3 separate regions of the Homo sapiens genome follow, and all the other regions are linked to region 1. Evidence: chromatin loops called from intact Hi-C (ENCODE). Cell type or tissue: GM12878. All regions are shown on one strand. Region 1 overlaps SERPINB10 (serpin family B member 10). Region 2 has its middle 38 kb from the start of SERPINB2. Region 3 has its middle 49 kb from the start of SERPINB7.

Region 1 (8,000 bases):
TGGATAACTTTATTCAGCATTTAGCAGAGAATCAGCAGTTTCACCAACTGAGAGCCAATGATGGTAGAGAATTAAGGAGTTGGTGGAATACTTCTTCAATGACCTTGTTACCTGTTTTTTTGTTTTTTTGTTTTTTTTAGACTACAAGCAAACCAGTGCAAATGATGTTTATGAAGAAAAAGCTTCACATTTTTCACATAGAAAAGCCAAAAGCAGTGGGCCTTCAACTCTACTACAAAAGCCGTGACCTCAGCCTGCTTATACTACTGCCAGAAGACATTAATGGGCTGGAACAGGTAAATAACATCAGTGTGTCTGATGTGAGGGTGTTTCCAGTGTTTACTAAGAAAAGAACTGCTTGGCCAAGGTTTCTCCCAATTGTCCTCAGGAAGAATGTTCTCCCTATTATTTAATTCCTATAGAGAAAGGTCACCAATGTACCTTGAGTTCTAGGCACTTCACCTTCACAATATTATTTAAACTTTACAACACTCTATAAAATTAATATTACTGTTCCTCAGAAAGGTTAGGCAATGTATAGACAGCTCCAGCCTGGGGTCATCACACACATAGCCACATGTACAACAGATACAAATATACCTTGTCAGTCACAGAACTGTGTGGATTGATCATAACCATCTTTCAATCAGTCTAGGTTTCCCTCTGGTAGGACCTATGTAATTTGAAATTAATATTTTAACCATTTGCATTAGTATACACACACGTACGCAGACATCAAGCTGTCTTCCAAAACTTATTTGTTGAACATTTTTATCAAGTAAGCAACCTTCAGGAGAAAAAGTCTCTATCAATACTGTCTTCAAGAATTATTTAAGCTGTTTACCAGCTAAATTTCTATTAATCTGGACACAACTTTTGTCAAACCATGCTTCTGAGCAATTTGCATGCCTAAACTGAACATGAGTCTCATGCAACGGATGGCCTGTCTTTCTTTGCACAGTGTCTAATTTTTCACATGTGTCAGACTCTTAATACTTATAAGTTTCCACGATCCTACTAGTATGTAGAAAATATTTCCAAATTATGTCATAAAATTTGTGAAACTGGAGAGGATAGTGAAAATAAAACCAGTGTGGACAAATAACCATCAGAGTCAAGCCCTTGTAAGATAAAAACCTAGAAGTGCAATTTCCTGAGCTGAAGATACTGTCATGTTATTAATGTAAGTGGTTTACAGGTATGCCATTGACAGCCAAAACTTCCGTCTAGAAGATGCATGTGCATTGAAACAAACATGTCATTTAAAAAATCAAACATACACATATATACATGTGTATTTTTGTGTATACATATATACATACATATATAGTATGTACACACATATTTATCATTTTAAAAATTTAAAATATAAAGAAGAGGGAAAGCATCCTTAAACTCACTGTAAAATAATTACTTTTGAGATTTGGAGGATTTTCTTATCTTTTCTTTCTTTTTTGACTTAGTCTATAATTATTAATCTCACGTTGTTTTGATTAGAGTATAGACGTGTTATTTTATTCCAAATTTTGTTTTCAAAGAGCTGTCTCCCATGTCGATAAACAAGATTTTTTGTGCCTTGGCTTACAACTTGAACTAGAGTATATGCTTTTGTATAGCTAACATCTAAATGTATATTTATATTTATGTATTTGAGTGTATAGCTGATGTCTTGCATACTATAGCAGAAGTACTTCCATTTTGAATTAAACTCTAATTCTCCTATATCCGGATAGCAATTAATCTGCAGAAAAAAGATTTTGAAGGTCAACATTATACAACCAAAGGATTTCCAGATGTGTGTGTGTTGTCACCCTGAGTAACGGGAGTGATCATAATTCACCTATGTAATTCCTAGGGTGCTCTCTCTACTACTGTTTTTCATTCCACTTTGGAATTACTGATTCTTTCTTTCTTGGTTCCAAATGGGCAGCTGGAAAAGGCCATCACCTATGAGAAGCTGAATGAGTGGACCAGTGCAGACATGATGGAGTTGTATGAAGTGCAGCTACACCTTCCCAAGTTCAAGCTGGAAGACAGTTATGATCTCAAGTCAACCCTGAGCAGTATGGGGATGAGTGATGCCTTCAGCCAAAGCAAAGCTGATTTCTCAGGAATGTCTTCAGCAAGAAACCTATTTTTGTCCAATGTTTTCCATAAGGCTTTTGTGGAAATAAATGAACAAGGTACTGAAGCTGCAGCTGGCAGTGGGAGTGAGATAGATATACGAATTAGAGTCCCATCCATTGAATTCAATGCAAATCACCCATTCCTCTTCTTCATCAGGCACAATAAAACCAACACCATTCTTTTTTATGGAAGATTATGCTCCCCCTAAATCCTGCATATCTCTCAACAAACAAGACCATCTTACAGTGTGAAAAATGTACCATGAGATGGAAAAGCACAATTTTCACAAAAATGAGTTTGTAGTCTAAACCTTTTTCACATTTGAATATAAGTAAATAGATCTTGAAATAATGCATTCTAATGATCCTGTCATATCTGTACAGCTGGAGAGAATGACGATTTTTATTTTTAACACGTTAACATTTTGTCTAATGTGACTTTCATTTACATTTCAGAAGTACTATGCTATTCAACTGAATGCCTTACAATTCTTGATCACTTGCAATATCCATGATACTTGTTATCATATATTTCATATACATCATTAAATGAAAAAAAATCTTTATAAAGGTGATATGATATTGATAAATACGAAGTTTCTCAAGAATATCGTTTTGATCAAAAATTTAGCCCGGCATGGTGGTGCACACCTGTGTTCCCAGCTACTCAGGAGGCTGAGGTAGGAGGATTGCTTGAGCCCAGGAGGTTGAGACTGCAGTGAGCCAAGATCACACCAGTGCACTCCAACCTGGGCAACAGAGCAAGACCCTGTCTCAAAAAAATCATTTTGGTGGCTCATAAATTATGATTGTAAAACTAAACCCCCTTTTTCTGCTATTTAAAAAATACTTATATTGACATTAGCTTAAAAAACTAGTGAAATCCAAATGAAATTTGAAGTTTAGCTAGTAGCAATCTCTCAATGTTGGTGCCCTAGTTTTGACAAATGTACCGTGGTCATGTAAGATGTTATCACTTGGGGAAACTGTACTGGAGTATATGAGAATTAGCTGTATTATCTCTGCACCTCTTCTGCCAATCTAAAATTATTCCAAAATAAAAGTTTTATTAAAAATAGTCATTATGGATGGCTGAAATACTCAATACCAACATCCCCCAGTAGCCTTAGCCCCGGCGAGCGCAATGCAGCGCGCGTTCCTCCTCCTGGGCGCCCATCCTCGGCTGCTGCCTCTTCCTTTCGGGCCCCGGGACCTGACCTTCCTTCCGGGTCCGCACAGAAGGCCTGAGCGCGTCGCCTCTAACACTGGTCCAGGGCGGGGGAACGCGGTGTGCCTCGGCTGCCACCTCCTGGTGACTAATTCTAGTGGACGTGGAGAGCGAACCACAGCCTCAACAACACCTAATTCTAATTACAGCTGGTGATCGGTGAGGTGACGGAAATAAACGGGGCGCTATGGCGGGAACTAATAGATGGTCTCCTTAGGGTGTATGAGGTGTCCCTTGACCCTTCTCTCCCCGAAGTGGACATCAAGGTGATCCTCCCCCCATGACCTCCTACCCGTGGCATCCTGCGACCCCCACCCCCGCTGCCAGCCCAGTCCTCCCAGGAGCCCTCGAGGGGAGCACGGGGTTGGCTGAGGGGATGGGGGAGCTTCCGCGGACACAGTCCAGCCCCGCAGAATGCAAGCGGCGCAGAATCCTTGAAAGAGCTTCCGAGTGAAACCCACGCCCGCCCGTGGGGCGGAGCCCTAGCAGGGGCGGGCGAGTTCCCGCAAGGCCAGCGCGGAAGGGAAGAACACGGTGTGGGGAGGCAGGGGCTCAGGAGGGCGCCATCAGCTGGTGCTCAGAGCCCGGAGGAAGGAACTCCCCCCGGAGTTGGGGGGGGTGGCCCTAGGGATGCCTCACCGGCCCCATCTCTCCACGGAGCTACGGGTAGCATCGCCCATCGCTCCTACACCCCACGCGCCCTGGCCCAGAACCGGCGCTAGGCTCGGGCAGGGATCACCTCGAGGCCGGGGCTACCCCAATTTTAGGGCCTGAAGTTACCTGTTGCTTTCAGGGACTCCGAGCCCTGTATTTCTCCGTCTGACTCAGCTCCTAGACCACACGGGAGCCTCTGCTCTTTTCCCGACATCTCCGGATTTCAGCATCTGGCTCAGCTTCCTGGTCATCGGTACCTGCACCATCATCTGTCCACACATCTGCAGCTTTCAGTTCCTCCTAGATGCCCGGCTAACCCCCAACCCACAAGATTCTACACCCGCTCGAATCTAGGCACTTTTACTGCCACTTAACTATGGCCACGCACTCTGTGATCCCATATGAACCTGGTCATCTCCCCAAACTGCTCAACTTCCTCCTCAAAAGTCCTCCTCCTTTTATTTGTTGTTTTCAGTAACTCTCTTATCTAGTTCTTTCTGTGCCTCTCTTGCCTCTCCAAGTGTCTTTTTCCGGCTCTTTTTTCCTCTATTGACCGCTTATATTTTGGCGTTCTTAGGGCTCTGGTGCTCTTCACACACCCTCTGGAAAATCACTCCATTCCCGTGACTTCAACTATATCGATTTGTTGAGGACCACTAAGTTTTTCTTTTTTTGTAGAGAAAGGGTCTCATTATGTTGCCCAGGCTGGTCTCGAACTCCTGAGCTCAAGTGACCTTCCCACCTTTGCCTCCCAAACTTCCCCTGAACTTTCCATATAACCTTAGCATGTCAAAAACGAAATTCATTTTCTCTTCCAAATTCATTCAGTTTCCTCTTTCCCCAATCTTGCTTATTGTCACTGCCATTCACTGGCTTGTCCAAGTCAGTAAGTCTGCAAATCATGCCAGCTTTCTCCTTCCTCACCCTCCTACCCAACAATCCCCAGGTCCTGTCCATCCTCCTTTTTAAACAGCTCTTCCATACATTTTTTAGTTTAGGTTTTTCATTAAATCAAAGACATTTCCCTAATTTCCTAGTATTTTACCTGCTGTTTCTGATTGTCACTATTCAGAAGGCAAAAGACATGGTAAATGCCATCTGTCCTTACCATACTATCCTTGTTCCAGCTTCCCTCTATCTGTAGACAGCATGCTCTCTCTAGTTCCTCATGGCTAGGTTTCTTGAAAGAGTAGTCGAAGAGGGCTGTCTTCACTTTTCCCTTTTATATCTCAATCCAATTCAATTTGATTTTTATCCCAACCACTCTCACTAAGGTAAGTAGTGACTAGAATACTGAGAAGTGGGCTCTCTTCAATCTTAATGTTCCTTTTCCTCTAGTAGCAGCTGCTGATACTATTCACCTCCTTCTTTTTCTTTGTCCAGCTTTTTCTGTATCTTCTCCTTTTTTACATCCTTTTTGCTATGTCCTCTTTCTGAAGCCATATCTTAAATGTTGGCATTGCTGGGCATGGTGGCTCATTTCTGTAATCACAGCGCTTTGGGAGGCAAAGGTGAGAGGGTCACTTGAGCTCAGGAGTTCGAGATCAGCCTGGGCAACATAGTGAGACCCTGTTTCTACAAAAGAGAAAAAAAAATTAGCCGGGCATGGTGGTGCATGTCTGTGATCCCAGCTACTTGGGAGGCTGAGGGAGGATCACTTAGGCCTAGGAGGCCAAAGCTGCAGTGAGCCATGATTGTGCCACTGCACTCCAGCCTGGAAGACAGAGTAAAGACCTTATCTCTAAATAAATAAATATTGGCATCATCATCTAGGCTTCTTTCATCAGACCAATGTCTTATTTATATGCAAGCTGCCTGGGCCAATTTGTGTCTCCTGAAACTTCACTTGGTGCCTCTACACCATACCTTAGTCTTTACTTCTGTCTCCAGGCATTTTTACTTGCTACTCCTTTCCCCCATGTTCTCTCTCTCTGTTAATAAGGTCATCATTTATCCAATTATGTATGTTAAAAAACTAAGTCATATAGTAATCTGCTCTTTTCCTTGCCCTCTCCCCCAAAATCAACTTGGTCATTAGCTCCTGTGATTTCTGCCTTCTAATGAGTTCTTGGCATCAGCATTGCTACTGTCTGGGCTTAGGCCCAAAATACTTGTGTTCTGGTCTCCTCCTGCATCCTAAGTATTGACATTAAAGTAAATCAGACAGAGAGAGAGAGAGAGAGAGAGAGAGAGAAATCAATAAATCATGCTATCATGCCACTTCTCTGGTTTTAATTCTATAATGGTTTTCCATTGCTCAAAGAATAAGCCCCAAATTTCTTAGAATGGCAGACAGAATCTTTCCCAGTTTAGGCTTGACCTACTGACTGGGTTTAACCTCATTCAATGTCACCATGTGCCACTCCCCAGTATACACCTTCTATTCCACCCTCAAAATATACCCATTCTTCACCTGCTACAAACCTTTTCACAACCACATTTTAGAAATATGTCCCCTCTGCCTAACATATTCTTTCTCCACTCTCCATCTGTAAAGTCACTCATCCTATAAGACTCAGCTCAACTGATGCTACTGTGGATTCATCCCGAGTCCCCAGAGCTACTGTTTCCATCATTCTCTTCTCATACTGCTGTGTACCTGCTCCATTAAAGCCGCTGTCCACTCTATTGTAAATACAACCTGTCTTTCCCATTCATCTGAGATACAGAGAAAAAGAAGGTACATATTTTATTTAGTTTTGTTTCTTAACTTCCTTATGGCCTGTTGCAGTGCTCAGTACAATAAAAGTCTAATAAATGAAGTTATGGACAACTAGTAAATGGTTTGTTTATATTGTTTCCCAAATCTGTTATTTAGTGAAGAAGGGATTTCAAGGGATGAAAAGATTTGATGTGGGAAGGATTTAGAAAATATCTAAGCATCTAAATGTAAAAGATGGTCTGTGGTTTAAAAAATACAATCACTTTTTCTCTTTTTAAAACAGTACAATAGAAATCTAGAGTGGAGCAGGAGAGCATGGCCTCATTGCATCGCTGAGTCCTTTTCCCTCAAAAATGAATTATTTTGATTCTTAACTGTGGGAACAAGAGAGGTAAATTTATTCAGAATTTTTCCATGAAATTCCAGTAAGGGGGAGAAAAAAGCAATTTGCATTTATATTGATGGACTGTGAATTTTCTTCAATTCCAGATCTATTATTTCAGTTCAGGGAATGGAAGCCACTAGAGATAAGGAATCTTCTTCACCACTTGGTTGTTACCAGTCTGTAAGCTGAGGCGCGGGTTGCTGAGTGCCGGAAAAATATGTTCCAGCCTCAGTGCTTGACCCTCCACTAAGATATTTGAAGATATGGCCGGGCGTGGTGGCTCACGCCTGTAATCCTAGCACTTTGGGAGGCGGAGGCCGGTGGATCATAAGGTCAAGAGACTGGGACTATCCTGGCCAACATGGTGAAATCCTGTCTCTACTAAAAATACAAAACTTAGGAGAGATCAGGTTCCAAGATGGTCCAATAGGAACAGCTCCAGTCTACAGCTCCTAGTGTGAGCAACGCAGAAGATGGGTGATTTCTGCATTTTCAACTGAGGTTCCGGGTTTATCTCACTGAGGCTTGTTGGACAGTGGGTGCAGGACAGTTGGTGCAGCCCACTGAGTGTAAGCTGAAGCAGGGTGGGGCATCACCTCACCCGGGAAGCGCAATTGGTCAGGGAATTCCCTTTCCTAGCGAAGGGAAGCCGTGACAGACGGCACCTGGAAAATCGGGTCACTCCCATCCTAATACTGCACTTTTCCAATGGTCTTAGCAAATGGCACACTAGGAGATTATATCCCGCGACTGGCTGGGAGGGTCCCACGCCCACGGAGGCTCGCTCGCTGCTAGCACAGCAGTCTGAAATCGAACTGCAAGGTGGTAGCGAGGCTGGGGGAGGGGTGCCCGCCATTGCTGAGGCTTGAGTAGGTAAACAAAGCCACCAGGAGGCTCAAACTGGGAAGAGCCCACCACAGCTCAAGGAGCCCTGACTGTCTCTGT
Region 2 (8,000 bases), 87 kb before region 1:
GTGACTTCCCACACTTAGTTCTAATTTTGAGTTAAAGGCCAAAGTAATGATACCTTTAAAGAGCTTAAAATAAGTGACTGAATAAAATAGAAGTGAAGAGAGGTGGTATTCAAATTGTTTAATTGAATTGTTTAATTATTTTGCCAGTGGGCGTCAATCCATCAGAACGACTCCAGATGCAGCATTGGAGCATGATGGAGGCCCCTTCCTGTGACACACAGTAAAATTACTGGATGGAGAGGTGACTGGGCCTCCCAAGGAAGGGACAGGGACAGGAGCAGGGGGGGATTTGGAGAATGGTGCATCAGCAATTTACTGGTATGAAAGTATTGTAAGAATTTTGCTTTGAGTCTGCTGTACTGTACAAACCAGCTGAATTTCAGCTCTGAGTACTTACATAGTAAAAGAAATCCCTCAGCCCAGTCCTAAGAGGGGCATTCAATGAGTCCCAGAGGTGATAGACAGTTAGAGGTATAATTAATCAGTTATTGACAAATAAATGCCTAAATCTGAATCTTACTCATTTAGGTAGTCATTTCCTAGGTGCTTTGAGATATAAGAGTTGTCCCCCAAACCATGTTATCAGGGAAGCTTTATGGCAACCACTGTCCTTGGAGTTATATTTTTGGTCTTTGTTCCTAAATTTTTAGTTAACTGTGATATCATTTTTGCCTCAGAGAAGATGGAATGAAACTAGCAACACAAATCTCTTTTTTGAGATTTTTAAAAAAGAAATAAAAAAGGAGATCAAGATCATTGAGGCCAAGACCCTCAGCTCAGAAGTCAGGATTTTGGAGGCTTGGCTGACTCAGGTAGGAGCTTTTCTTGACTAGAAAATACTGTTTATAGAGTGGCCAGGGAAGAATTAGACATTATGATCAGATTCCCTGGGCACTGTGATCCTAAATTATGTGGAATATGCATGTCATTTTTACATTCTTGAGGTCCTTACAGATTTATAAAGCAAATCAGCAATTCAGCATCCTTCTGGCTTCATGCAGAACAAAGAAGCCGACATCCCGAAGTCCAGGGATGTAGTTCTTGATAAGCCTACCCTTCGGGTCTATCTGGGTGACACTGGGGTCTCAACTGGTTCCAAATTCCATCTCTTACCTTAGGCTTCCTAACATCTTTAGGATGGAAATCATAGACATTTCTTGCTATCACTTACACCCACCCCTTTCTCTAAGTAGCCTGAATTAGAGCCATGGATAATCCCTTTCTAGTCTGGGCCAGAAGTTCCCCTCGGGTGTACTCACACCCTCAAGTCTATTGTCTTATTTTTATATGCTTGCATTCTCTCTCTAAATCATCCTTATACAGTTCTGAGGGCTTCAAAAAAATCTGTACCTATTAAATTTAACATTTCCAGATTTGGTATATCCTGAATGTGTATTCCAAACTTTTCCTCTTAGATTGTTTTCATTTACAAATTCAAGCAACTTGTCATCACTGTCTCCAATGCAGTCATTAAATAACATAGCCAGTGACTGTTTGACCCCGAGTGTGATATGAGTAGCCTTTAAAAACCCTGTGACCAATACAAAGATGATATTTTATGAACTGTTTCTATCTCTTAATGATGCATCATAAATATTTTTGTAAGTAAAACATGTTGGAAATAATTGTGTCAAGAAGTGTAAAGGGGCTTAAAATGTTATTCGTTTTTATCACGTCTGAATTTACAACTGAAAACAGCTTTACATGAAATAATCATGCCATTTTACGTTTTTGTTTTATTTATTCATTTTTACTAGCAAAGACCAAGAAAACAAGCAAAGTATCCAAAACAAAAAGAGGAATATGGGTTAGTGAATTATGATGAATTGACAAGATGGAATATTATCATTCCATGGAAACGATTTTAGAAGAATTTATATCAATATGGGTAAATGCTTCTTTTCTAAAGTTTAGTGTAAAATTCAGGTTAAGATGTATCATTAGTGCTGTCAAGATGATTAGTAGTAAAAGAGATAACATTTTGAAGAGTGACAAAATGTAAACTAGTATGACATTTGGACACTTAGATTTAAGTATAACATATAAGAACAATGACAAAATATTATCTCTTCAGTTCCATTGAAAGAAGGTCTTTGGCCAAAAACTTCAACCATGGCTGAAAATTGCTTATATTAATGAACTATACATTTCAGTTAGGGCTTAGTCTTGTTAAAATAAAAATGTAATATCTCGCAGTGGTGAATTAGGTTTTGGAGGCAACAAGGCTCCACTGACTGGGAACATGAAGACGTTATTTGCCTCTCTGACAACTGCTTCCTCCCCAGTGAAAGTAGTAGGGCTAGCGTTAGCCTCAGACGGTTGTTGTCAGGATTAGTATGCTGACACGTGTAAGGCACCTACTACAAGCCCAGGCATTTAATAGATCCGTAATAAGTTATTGCTCTTTATTAAATTGTTCCAACTTTCACTTCTGGAAGAAAATAACCGATATAGCTCAGGGTACCTGGGTTTTGCTACAGTGCTTCTGGCTTAAAATCTGCATAGAACCAGGTTTTCCTGATTTAAGGTCCTTTTCAGACTCCTTGAACAGGTTATCTTTCCATAAAATGCTAACTCTCATCATCCTTACTCTAGGGAAATGTGGGGTTTTTTTATGTGGGGATAGGGTCTCATACTAAACCACACTAATTTTTTTATGCAAATTACACACACACACACACACACACACACACACAAAGTATTTCCTCCAACATAGTGTAAGGCTACTTTCAAGTGAGCAAGTGTATTTACCAGTTTCTGGAATTATTTTCCTGGACAAGCCTGACCTCTAGAGGACAGGAGTTGCTTGTTACCCACTGAGAGCCAACATTAGATACCGTTTGTGGAACATTAAGGTGCCGTGAAGTCAGACAAGTGCTGGGGTTGGCATGATGTGAATATAGGATCTTAATTCTGCACCAACTAGCTTGAGCAAAATTCTTTATCTCCTTGATCTTAAATGGGTTTTAAAAACTTTATTGAGGTATAAGTTACATCAAATAAACTGCACATATTTATAGTAAGCCATTTTATTAGTTTGACGGTTGTAAACATAGCAGTACAATCAAGATGCCACACTTCCATCACCTCCTAAAGTTTCCTCATCCCCTTTTGAAGTCCACTCTGCCTCCATCCCCATCCACAGACAACCAATAATCAGCTTTCTGTCACTATGCATGAGTTTGTATTTTCTAAAAGTTTTTATGAATGGAATTATGCAGCATCTACTCTGTTGTGTCTGGCTGCTTTTACTCAGACTAATAATTTTGAGATTAAATTGTGTGTATCAGTAACTTACTCCTTTTTACTGCTGAGTAGTATTCCACTGTCTGGATACACCACATTTTGTTTAACTTGAAAGGGATCATAGTCCTAAATGTAAAAAGTTAGAACTGCTAGCAGAAAATACGGGAGAAAATCTTTGTGAGATCTGGCTGGGCAAGGATTCCTTAAAATATGAATTGCACAGATAATAAATGAAAAAAAGGATAATTGGAGTTTATCAAAAGTAAAAACATTTGCTCTTCCTAGTAAACAAAAAGGTGAATCAGAAATTGGGAGAAAATATTTGTACACATATAGCAGATAAAGGTCTTATATTCAAAATAATAAACTCAAAGAAAAACATTCAGTTAAAACACATGCAAAATATTCTAGCAGACACCTTACATAAGAAAATATACAGATGGCCAATAAGCACATGAAAAGATGGACAACAACATGAGTTATCAGATAAATGCTTAAGGTATTTTTAAAGTCTCTGAAATCGGGTTATGTCTTACTATTTAGGTGCTTGCAATTGGTGTGCTCCTTTTGATGTAAAGTTAATTTTATTTTTAGAAGCAATATTTATTGGGTACTAAGGTTTGGGCAATGTTTTAAACACTTTGTATGCATTATGTCACTTAATTCTCACAAAACCTATGAAGGGAGTACTATAATTAAATCCATCTTCATGGGTGAGGAAATTGAAGCTCACAGAGTGCTTATAACTTGCCCTAGTCCCACAGCTAACAGATGGCAACACCAGGCCTGGAACCCTCTAGCTACCACTATAGCCCATGGGCTTAACTATTATGCTATTTTAAAAATTATTACACTAATGGTGAATGGTCAGTGGAGAATGCCTCAGAAAACAGAGCCTTCTCTGGAGTCCTGATATTAACTTATTTCATTACATTTTGTGGAGAATACCTCAGAAAACAGACCCTTCTCTGGAGTCCTGATATTAACTTATTTCATTACATTTTGTGGATCATTAGATGAATCACTGTAAGGTAAGTGCCTAGTGCCTAGTAGGTATGATCTATTAATGCTACTTCCCTTTCTTCCATCTATTTTGAGGCTTTTGGAAATTGCCAAAATAAATGTTTGAAAATTACATGATTCAATCAATTTAAGCCAGATTTTTATTTATCACTACTATCATTCAACTTTTAACAATCATCTTTTTTTGTGAAAGAATTTTGAATGATGCAGTATTCTTTATTTTTTAACCTGAAAGCATTTTGAATGCTGCAATATTCTTGATCATGGTTCTCAACTAAGGGTGATTTTGCCCCTGGGCGACATCTGGCTCTGTGTCTAGAGACATCTTTGATGGTCAGAATTGTAGGGAAGGGCTGCTACTGCCATCCGGTGGTTAGAAGCCAGAGATGTGGCTGAACATGCTACAATGTAAAGGACAGCCCCACAACAAATAATTACCCAGCCCAAAATGTCAACAGTGCTGATGTTGAGAAATCCTGCTTTACACAATATGCGGGACTTAATTATTTATTGACATCAGTTGAGAATACTGAAATGCTGCAGGAAATGAAAGAAGACTTGGTCTCTGATAGCGTATAGTTACCAAGCCAATGAGGGAAATAAAGAAAATAACACCATGAACTCTACCACTATTATTATAATAAATGTTACAACAGAAAATAATAGAATATTTTAAGGTTTTAAACAAGGGGACTGTAGTCGGATAACACAATGAAAAAAATCAGAAAATGCTCTTTGAGAATCAAGTATGGAAGTACTGTATTTCCTTAATAAAAATAAAATTCGGCTTCTTTAGGGTTGATAATAGAAAATAATTCTTGTTTGCCAAACTTCATTTTCCTTTTAATTCTCTGAGGTATGATGAGACAAAATAGAAATTGTTTAAGGAGACTTAACTAAAGGATGTGGAGTCAACCAAACAGAACAATGTAAAACTGGATGATATCTTACAAAATATGCTTGCACTCTGGGGCTTGAACATGTCCCATCCTGATCTCGGGCCCTCCTCCACAGTCAGGGTGACTCTTAATACCTAGTACACACAATCAAAAATCCAGGCATTTAAATGTCTTCAACGCTGGACCTAGAGAGAAATACAGTTCCCTCCCCCCTCACTCATAGTTACCTCTGAACTGTATTTTCTGTTTTAGCACCTCCTTCACTTTCCAGTGATTGACATGTTCATTGAAATTGCTTCCCCTCTTACAGTGGTGTGGCCTTAATCTGTGTGCTGAACAGGATAACTCTCTTAGAATGTAATACTAAGCCCCGCACAGTCATGTCCTAGATTTAGACGTGGATTAGCAGAGACAGTAGACTGTGGCCGCATTGATGGTAAGATTTTAGACATCGTCTAGTCTAGTATAGGAGATTATTCCTATTGACAGTATATTTAGGTGGAATCCATTTCTAATGCTGTCTTTCAAGAATAATGCAAGGTATGCACTAATCATATATAGATTGTCAGAAACTATTGTATCTAATGGAGAGAAGCCACTGTTAGCACCAGGGAAGCATCAATAGGAGACAAGGTCAAAGGGTGAGCTAGGAATCCAAAGGTAGGGAAGAATTAGGCAAACGGTTGCTATATGTTGATTGTGAGTGATAAAACAGGGCTTGTGCTGGGAGTAATGAGATATTTGATAACATATTTCTTCTTTTTATGAAAACAATAGGTCTTGCCCGGGCACGGTGGCTCACCCATATAATCTCAGCACTTTGGGAGGCCGAGGCGGGCAGATCACCTAAGGTCAGGAGTTTGAGACCAGCCTCACCCACATGGTGAAATCCCATCTCTACTAAAAAAAAAAAAAAAAAAAATTAGCCAGATGTGGTGGCAGGCATCTGTAATCCCAGCTACTCAGGAGGCTGAGGCAGGGAGAATCACTTGAACTGAGAGGCAGAGGATGCAGTGAGCTGAGATCACACCAGAAAACAGGGAGATCTTGAGGCATAGCAGTTCCCGGTAACTTTAAAACTGATGCTGGCCAGGAAAGGGACCCAACGGTTTGCACTTGTTTAACCTGCATTTGAGGTTGTAATGTTACAGGCATTTGAACTGCGGGAGGAGGAGTTGATGGCCCTTGTGGTTTAAGCTCTGATGGCCCTAATAATTCTGGACCTCCTTCCTTTAATTTTGATGATTCAGGATATATTACCTCCTGTAATTGATTGTAGTCAACATTTTGCGTTGACCGAGCCATTACAGACTCTGCTACATTTTTAAAATGTGAACTTTCCGTTCCTTTCTTGAACTCTGTCCTTGCTTCTTCTTCACAATGTATTACACAGCTTTTAGGGGCATCAGAGACTGAAACACTATCTTCTGTTTGAAACGGTTCTAAAGTTGCTTTAATAATGGCCCAATCATTCCATACCGTAAGTGGGATGATTTTACCTTCCCTATTTGCTTGTTTTAATTCTTTGCCAATTTTTTCCCAATCTTTTCGATCTAAAGTTCCCTGTTCTGGAAACCATGGGCAGAATTGTCCTATTGTTTGAAATAGCGTAATTAGATTTTCTGTAGAAGCTGTAACAGAGATCAGACTGTTACTGTGTCTATGTAGAAAAGGAAGACATAAGAAACTCCATTTTGGTCTGTACCCTGAACAATTGTTTTGCCATGAGATGCTGTTAATCTGTAACTTTAGCCCCAACCCTGTGCTCACAGAAACATTTGTTGTATGAAATCAAGGTTTAAGGGATCTAGGGCTGTGCGGGATGTGCCTTGTTAACAATATGTTTACAGGCAGTATGCTTGGTAAAAGTCATCGCCATTCTCCATTCTCGATTAACCAGGGGCACAATACACTGTGGAAAGCCGCAAGGACCTCTGCCCAAGCAAGCCTAGGTATTGTCCAAGGTTTCTCCCCACTGAGACAGCCTGAGATATGGCCTCGTAGGAAGGGAAAGACCTGACCGTCCCCCACCCTGACACCCGTAAAGGGTCTGTACTGAGGAGGATTAGTAGAAGAGGAAGGTCTCCTGCGGTTGAGATAAGAGGAAGGCCTCTGTCTCCTGCATGCCCCTAGGAACAAAATGTCTCGGTATAAAAGCCGATCATACATTCGTTCTATTCTGAGACAGAAAAAAAAAACCGCCCTGTGACTAGAGGCAAAATATACTGGCGACAATACTACTCTGTTACTCTTTACTACACTAAAATGTTTAAATAAAGAGAAACATAAATCTGGCCTACATACACATCCAGACATAGTACCTTCCCTTAAACTTATTTGTAACACAGATTCCTTTACTCACATGTTTTCTTGCTAAACTTCTCCCCACTATCACCCTGTTCTCCTGCCACATTCCCTTTACTAAAATAGTAAAAATGATAATCAATAAATACTAAAAAAACTCAGAGACCAGTCCGGTACAAGTCCTCTGTATACTAAACACCGGTCTCCTAGGCCCACTGTTCTTTCTCTATACTTTGTCTCTGTGTCTTATTTCTTTTCTCAGTCTCTCGTCCCACCAGACAAAAAATACCCACAGGTGTGGAAAGGCAGGCCACCCTTTCACAAAATGAAGAAAACCCATACCTAAAAATAAGGGGAAAACTTTAAAATGTTTTTAATTTTTAATTTTTTGTGGGTATGTACTAGGTATATATATTTATGGGGACATGAGATATTTTGATAAAGGCATAAATGCATAATAACCACATCAACATAAATGGGTATCCATCTTTGTGTTGCGAACAATCCAAATATACTCTTTTAGTTATT
Region 3 (8,000 bases), 110 kb before region 1:
AGCACTAATCCCAAGAGGCTGTAGACCCCACCATGGTTTTTTAACACGGCAGCCTCAGGCAAGGAAGGGAGATGCAGAACACAGCGCATGGGCTCCCATTACCTGATTCCACCTGCAACTGACTTCAGTGCAGGTGCCAGGCAGCAGCAGCAATGCTGAACTTCCCGAGTTGTTCTCCAGCCTTATTCCTCCAGACAGTTCCCAGTGCAAGGGAGGGTTTAGTGAATGGAGGAAGGAAGGCAGGAATGAAGGAATGTTCTTCCTGGAATTCTCTTACATGGCTTTATGTTAGCTCCTTTGAAGAGACTCAGAGTTCCAAAACCCTATTGTGGCTGTGAGCAACCACTTGAGAAGGCATTAAGCCCAGGTGAGCTCTGCCAGTTCCAAAAACCTTAGAACAGGAAACTCTGTCTCTCAGTAAATATTTGAAGAAGACTCCAAAGAAGAAAGTAGAATATTCATTCTATAGGATGATAATACACTTAGTTATATTTTTCCCCACCTTAAAAATACAGATAAAATAGTATACTCCTTTATTTATGTTGATGGCACTGCCAACCCACTGTGAAAGGATGTGTACTTTGAGATGTTTTTCCAATGGGAAATGGGGATGGGAATTGGCTTTGGCTGGTGCATACTTACCCTCTCCTTCAGCCCCTTTTGTGTACTTCTGCAAGATGCAGTGAGGTCATGTGCCTATTGGGATCAAAATTATAACATTGTCTTTTTTGTTATTACCCTGACAAAGGGAACTAAACTAAGCTAACAATAACAACAGCAATAGTAACAAAATGGCATTACTCGACCACCATTTGCAGGCACTGTCCTGGGAACCCCATAAACATCACATGATTTAATCATTGCACTAATCCTATAAGGAAGCTGTTATTTAAGCACTTTTCGAGAAAAGGAAATAGAAGCCAAAAGATCTTAGGTAACTGGCCATAAAATTAGAATATGGCAGAGTAGGAAATGTATTTGGTTATAAAATCTGCATTATTTTTGCTTCCCCAAAGCCCCTCGCTGAGCACTTATGTTGACAAAATAAAAGTCTTGCCCTAATTTGAAATAAACTGTTAAATAGTGGTGTTTCAATTTATATTTTTATGGTTGTTGTTGACGTTTGCCTTTGTATTCCAGATGCAGGTAGAGAAAGAGGCTCTTTCAGTGCAGCAAATGCACAATTCTGCTTTGATGCCTTTAAAGAAATTAGCTATGGCCACGCAACTGAGAATCTCTTCTTTTGTCCCTTGACTCTCCTGTCTCCTTGGCTGTGGGGCTTTTTGGAGCCAGAGGCAACAGTGCATCTCACATGGAGAAGGTGCATCACAACACACTTTCAGTCATGTCTAGAGGACAATCAGGTTACAATTTCAAACACTGTCATGATATGGAGATTTTATAGATGCTGGACTCTGTAAACACAAGAGAAGGTCCACTCTCGCCTAAAGTTTCCTAGGAAATTGCCTCCCTCAAAAAAGGGTGTAAAAGGTAAGAGTGTCCATAGGCCGGGCGCGGCGGCTCACGCCTGTAATCCCAGCACTTTGGGAGGCCGAGGTGGGTGGATCACAAGGTCAGAAGATTGGGACCATCCTGGCTAACATGGTGAAACCCCGTCTCTACTAAAAATACAAAAAAATTAGCCAGGCGTGGTGGTGGGCACCTGTAGTTCCAGCTACTCGGGAGACTGAGGCAGGAGAATGGCGTGAACCCGGGAGGCGGAGCTTGCAGTGAGCCGAGATCATGCCACTACACCTCAGCCTGCGCAACACAGCGAGACTCCGTCTCAGGAAAAAAAAAAAAAAAACAGTGTCCATAGCTCTCTTCTGTGGAGCAGTCGAAGAAGGGATAGCCGAGGCTGGAAGGAGGAGACACACTCAATGATGCCAACCAGGCCCATGGAAAATTGGGAGTCCCCACCTCCATCCCTTCCTGTACATTCTTAGCTACCAAGTGCCATCCTGGTGTAAGTCAGCATCCCAAGATGCTTCCTAAAATTCGGGCCCCTTTAACCTCCTTTCTTCTACTTCCTCTTATGTGATCTGTTTTCTCAAAACACAATCTAGGTGCCAGGTGGACTGAAATTAATGTGTTTTAAGACACAAGTGGATAACTCAAGTCAGATGATAAGTATACAATATTCAGGATTGTGCTGAATTGTGCTCTGTGCATAGTAAATGACCAGTGCCTCTAGCACCCAGCGCTAAGGAGGCTTTACAAAACTATTTTTGCCCATTGACTCAATAATTGCTGGATGAATAAACAAATGACTATAGATCACATAAAGAATATTTCATAAGGCTTCTGTCCCCAAGAGGCTTATAATCTAATGAAAGAATTTACAATCTTCTAAGGGTAAATAGTACTGCAACTCAATTGAGAATTTTAGGTGAGTGGAGAAAATATTTCTTAGTAGGGATCTTTCCATTTGCCTTAATTATCTCTCTATTTTAGAGGGGATAATTAACTAATGGAACAAGCCTTCTCCCAATTTGGGTTTTAAACTGGAAGTTAATTGAGAAGCTGTAGTCTAACACGGAATTTAATGTTATTTTTAAAAACAAGAAAAATTGGCCAGGCCTGGTGGCTCACGCCTATAATCCCAGCACTTTGGGAGGCTGAGGCAGGTGGATCACTTGAGGTCAGGAGTTCGAGATCAGCCTGGCCAACATGGTGAAACCCCGTCTTTACTAAAAATACAAAAATTAGCCGGGCATGGTGGCAGGCGCCTATAATCCCAGCTACTCAGGAGGCTGAGGAAAGAGAGTCGCTTGAATCTGGGAGGCAGAGGTTGCAGTGAGCCGAGATTGTGCCATCGCACTCCAGCCTGGGGGACAAAAGCAAGACTTCGTCTCAAAAAAAAAAAAAAGAAAAGAAAAGAAAGAAAAATTAAATGTTAAGGCTGTTGTGTTCCATTTTTTTCTCTTTGCGTGCATTAGAAGAATAGCTCCTGAGTGACTCACCCATAATATGTGTTTGGTAAGTATATATATGTGGAGATGGAGACATAGTTGAGAATGAGGAAGCTGTGGGAATCTTTACAATCATCTTGGGATGTGGATGCATAGGGTAGAATCCCTCTGTCCTCACCCGCTTTCTTCAACGTGAGAGACTGGCTGGCCGCCTTGGCTGCACTTGTGCTGCCTCAGGTTTTGCAACCAGAGATATGGTGTGGGCTGCAGTGCTGCGGGCACAAGTCAGACAGAGAGTCTGGAGTGGAAATAATTATTTGTCTCTGACAGCCAAGCTGACCGAGTAAGAACAGAATCAAATCAAACTTTTCCTTCTCTTCTTCCCATACAAAAATGAAGAAGAATTCTCATATTTTTCCTCTTAATGATTCTTCCCCCAAAACATTCAGAGATTGAGCCAAATGCTTAGAATTGCAGGCTTAATAATTGCACTTTTCTTTTGATGATGGCGGTAATGGAAATGATGATAATGAGGATGATGATGGAAGCAACACCAGGGGGCGCCATTCATGCATTCCCTAGATTATGGAGCAGCGTTGTGTCTTCTAACACGAGCCTTTCAAAAACATTCAGACAGCTCTAAAGGTTAGAAAGTTGTTCCTCACATTGAGCTGGAGTCTACCTCTCTATAATCATTGCTCCATTATAATTTTCTTGCTCTTCAAAGCACATGCACAGCAAGCTCTCTTCCTTGTTTTAATATCGGTTATTATATCTGTTCTGTATCTGCTGCCTGTGTATTTCATTTCTACTTTTAAAAACCACACAAAACATAATAAAAGCACTCAGCGTTTAAATATCTGAAGAGATCTGCAGGTTTTTGATTTAGCTGTTATCTGATAGAGACCTTAGGAAATTATGGTTATACCTCAAGTAAGCCAAGTAGTTGTGTATTAGTCCATTCTCACACTGCTGTAAAGAAATACCTGAGACTGGGCCGGGCGTGGTAGCTCACACCTGTAATCCTAGCACTTTGGGAGGCCAAGGCTGGCGGATCACCTGAGGAGTTCGAGACCAGCCTGGCCCAACATGGGGAAACCTCGTCTCCTACTAAAAATACAAAACTTAGCCTGGCGAGGTGGTGGGCACCTGTAATCCCAGGTACTCGGGAGGCTGAGGCAGGAGAATCACTTGAACCCAGGAGTTGGAGGTTGCAGTGAGCTGAGATCGCGCCACTGCACTCCAGCCTGGGCGACAGAGCAAGACTCCATTTCAAAAAAAAAAAAAAAAAGAAAAGAAAAAGAAATACCTGAGACTGGGCAATTTATTTTTTAAAAAAGGTTTAATTGGCTCACAGTTCTGCAGGCTGTACAGGAAGCATGGCAGCATCTGCATGGCTTCAATTATGGTGGGAGGCAAAGGGGAAGTCAGCACTTCGCATGGCCAGAGCAGAAGGAAGAGAGGGTGGAGGGGAAGGGGCAACACACTTTTAAACAACCAGATCTCATTAGAACTCCATCACAAGAACAAAACCAAAGGGGAAAATCCACTCCCATGGTCGATCCAATCACCTCTCCCCAGGCCCTATCTCCAACACTGGGGATTACAATTTAACGTGAGATCTGGGTGGCGACAGAGATCCAAACCATATCAAGTTGCCTTGTGACTACAGTACTACAGGAAACATGTTAATAGTAGTGAAGAAAAATAGTACCAGCTCCTGGAGTCTCAAAGGGATACTGTGCAGAGCAAATCAGATAATATTTGTGAAGGCAACCTGAAAATAATTACCAATTATGTGAATTCAAATCATTATTTGTATATGGCCAGAGAACAATAAATAATATTAACTACCTGCAAATGATATTAAAATGCATTCATTTATCCATTCACTATTTATTCATCCTTCATTCAACAAATATTTATGAGGTTCCTACTATGTTTCACAACTAGCAAAGCACAGATGAACAAATTTAAGTGAAACACAAATAAGCAAGCCTGAATTGGTTTTAAAACATCTTTTTAAACCTTCAGTTTGCTTTTTCTATACCATCATAGATTGGGTTGCCTATTCTAAAATTTCAAATAAATGGAATAATATAGCAAGTACTTTTTCTTCTGTCCTGTTTTTTTTATACCCAGCATATAATTCTGAGGTCAATGTGAAATACAATTAAGCAAGCCTGAATTTATTTTAAAGTCTTTTTAAACCTTTAGTTTGCTTTCTAACGCAAGGGTTGTAATGGTGAATATACATATATAAGAGTTAATGCCTACCCCCCATTCTTAACTTTCCGACACTCAGAACACTGCCTAAGAGCACTTGAAAGGTTTTATTTTCAAACTCACCTTTCTTCTTTCAAATAATATGATTTTTTAAAGATGAGGAACAAAAGTAAGAAACAGAAAAAAAGACAGGTGGAATGAATAACAGAAAATTCATAAAAATGTAAAAAGTGTATCATTTATGACAAGAAAATGGCCTGCTGTGTCACTATCTGGTCTTTTGGCATAACATTTGCAAAGCCTTTGAAAATCGTTCTTTGTTTTCCATTGCAGGTGCTCCACTTGGATGAATTAACAAGAACTTCAAGTTCTTCCAATGAGGAGGTATTGTTTCTGTTTTCATTTTTACTTCTATTACAGCAGTCCATCTTCAGTCCATGAGGATTAAATGTTTATGGAGATAAACAGTATTTGTTCCATACATCCTTTGCATCTAGAATGTAGATACATACACAAACTCCTACCATGCTTCTTTGAAAGAATTAATCATGTTAAGATTTGGAAATAAGAGGTGACAATTAAAAAACTCAAATAGTTAAGCTGGACACAATGTGTCTTGAAGAAAAAGAGCTATTCTCTCCCATGAGCAGTAAGTGCAAAAGGGAGATTATTCTCACAGACATTTCATAACGCAATCCCAAAAGCCACCCAGAGGGTAGAATTGCTTCAAACAGTCCCTAGATGATAGTGAGTTTTCAACAAATACAAGGATCAAAAAATGTAGATGAATATGGGAATGTCAACCACAAAGAGATAAATATATCATATTTTGAAATTGTAACTATATGAAGATGGTTTGACTTTATGAGTTTTATTGATATATGTTCATTTCTGGGGGAAATGTATAATGTATACCTTCATTTGTCTACAGCCATCTGTCACTTCATAAAAGATGTGGGCTTCCCCAGTATCATCCATGGTGGGGCTGCTAAGACCAGATTTTATGGCTCATAATTCTTACGTATTAAAACACACAGCAAATACATTTTCCTGATGTCAACTGTACTAAAATTAATACGTCAGTATTGTTTGCTCTGGGCCAGCTGGTGGGGAAGATAGGATGAATTCTGACTTGGGCAGGGATGTGCCAAGTCACCCTTTACTCCTTTATGATTGTAACATGTTGCTCTGATGCCTGCTCTCCACGTTCACTCAGATTGTCAGGCTGCACATTTTGGTGAAAAGCAAGAATTTAAGTTATTTATTGCAAACTGGAAATAAAGTCAGGTAATGAGAAATAACAGCAATAGACAATATAGAGAGGAGCTAGCAGTCAGGCCACCTGTAAAATGGTCATTATCTCTTTCAGAAGTAAAGTAGAACTGGTCAATGAAATTCACAGTAAGGACAAAAGACTCCAGGTTTACCACCCTTCCATCACCCTCAGCCTTCCCAACCTCTATTTTTAGTGTCCAGAAATTGTACCAAATAACAGACCACAACCAAAATAAGACATGCTACTTAATAAGAAAGAATGGATCTGTATATAATAACTAAGTCACTGTGCTATCAAGCATGTTCATTCTAGCTCACCAAGAAGTGCTTGAAATTATAGGTAAATATAAAATGAGTTCTTGTCAAGTGTAAAATTAGAGTTTCTATTTCTGAATAAATACTTTTCATATAAAATAAATATGTACAAATAGTGGAATTAATAGTATTTGGTTCCTTTTTTGTCAACTTCAGTTAATACTAAAGTACCAGATACCACAATTCCCATTTTCAAGTATTTTCTAACACTATCTTATGTGATCAAGATAGAAGAGTCTATTCACGTATTCAAGCTTTCCTCTCTGAAATCAGTAAGTCCAGCTGCAATCAAGCCCACATGGCAAGTGGAATTTTTGCAGAAGCAGCTCATCCACTTCTCTTGGTAAGTTAGAATAAAACATGTTTCCATAAATAAAGTCGAAACCTTTTCTTTCTGTCTTTATTTAATCTACTCTAGAATTGTCTGTGCTATCAAAACTGTGGCAAAATAAAAAAGATATTACAGATAGATAAATGCACGCAAAACTATGGGAAAATAAAAAAGATATTACAGATAGATAAATACATGCTAATATAGAATATAAAATATATTTTATACATGCATTTTGTTTCATATAAAATACAAAAGAGTTTAGGATTCTAACTTTCAGTTGCTAGCTTGTAACAACTTCAATCATACTTTAGGCAGACCCAGCTGAAGCATGAATTTTTCAGAGTTTATGATATGGTTTTGATCTGTGTCTCCACCAAATGTCACGTAGAATTGTAATCCCCAGCGTTGGAGGTGCAGCCTGGGGGGAGGTGATTGGATCATGGAGGCAGTTTCTCATGAATGGTTTAGCACTATCTCCTTGGTGCTATTCTCACGATAGTGAGTTCTCATGAAATCTGATCATTTAAAAGTGAGTAGAACCTCCCCCATCTCTCTCTCTTGCTTCTGCTCCTGCCATGTGAGACGCCTCACTCCCTCTTTGTCTTCTGCCATGACTGGAAGATTCCTGAGGCCTCCCTAGAAGCAGAAGCCACTGTGCTTCCTGTACAGCCTTCAGAACTGTAAGCCAATTAATCTCTTTTCTTTATAAATTACCCAGTCTCAGGTATTTCTTTAGCTATTATGAATAATGCTGCTGTGAATATTCCTGTAAAAGGCTTTTTGAGTACATATTCTTTCACTCCTGTTAAATAAATATCTACTAGTGGAATTGCTGGGTCATAGGGTACATGCAAATGTACATGTAAGAAAATATGCTAGATTTTCTCAGAAGATTTTGTCTTTTATTTTACATTTGAGTTTTTGCTCCATGTCATTAT

Evidence for each region. Hi-C counts contacts between places; a loop is a spot of excess contacts. Peaks named below come from ENCODE experiments on the same cell type or tissue, not always from the same donor. Only the 100,000 strongest peaks of a DNase experiment are listed, where the experiment ranks them.
Region 2: it touches region 1 in a loop (6-fold over the local background); 13 of 110 quality-filtered maps call a loop at or near these places.
Region 3: a loop joins it to region 1, with 7 times the contacts of the local background. A loop is called at or near these places in 31 of 110 quality-filtered maps.

Annotation. Positions count from the first base shown.
Region 1 is chr18:63,932,908-63,940,907 of GRCh38, forward strand. It overlaps SERPINB10 (serpin family B member 10), which reads left to right. Exons shown (of 8, transcript NM_005024.3): 7 at 141-296; 8 at 1,931-3,204. The coding sequence ends at 2,335. Among named protein-coding and RNA genes, the nearest start is that of HMSD, 12 kb to the right of the region's middle. RefSeq lists an enhancer at 7,289-7,789. In GM12878, CTCF peaks have their summits at 3,435 (motif pointing left) and 3,896 (motif pointing left); a DNase peak (open chromatin) is centred at 3,414; H3K4me3 peaks cover 1,219 bases; H3K27ac peaks cover 392 bases.
Region 2 is chr18:63,845,542-63,853,541 of GRCh38, forward strand. No RefSeq gene overlaps it. Among named protein-coding and RNA genes, the nearest start is that of SERPINB2, 38 kb to the right of the region's middle. RefSeq lists an enhancer at 2,686-2,795. In GM12878, CTCF peaks have their summits at 2,791 and 4,637 (motif pointing left); no DNase peak of the experiment used is centred here.
Region 3 is chr18:63,820,656-63,828,655 of GRCh38, forward strand. No RefSeq gene overlaps it. Among named protein-coding and RNA genes, the nearest start is that of SERPINB7, 49 kb to the left of the region's middle. In GM12878, a CTCF peak has its summit at 3,477 (motif pointing right); no DNase peak of the experiment used is centred here.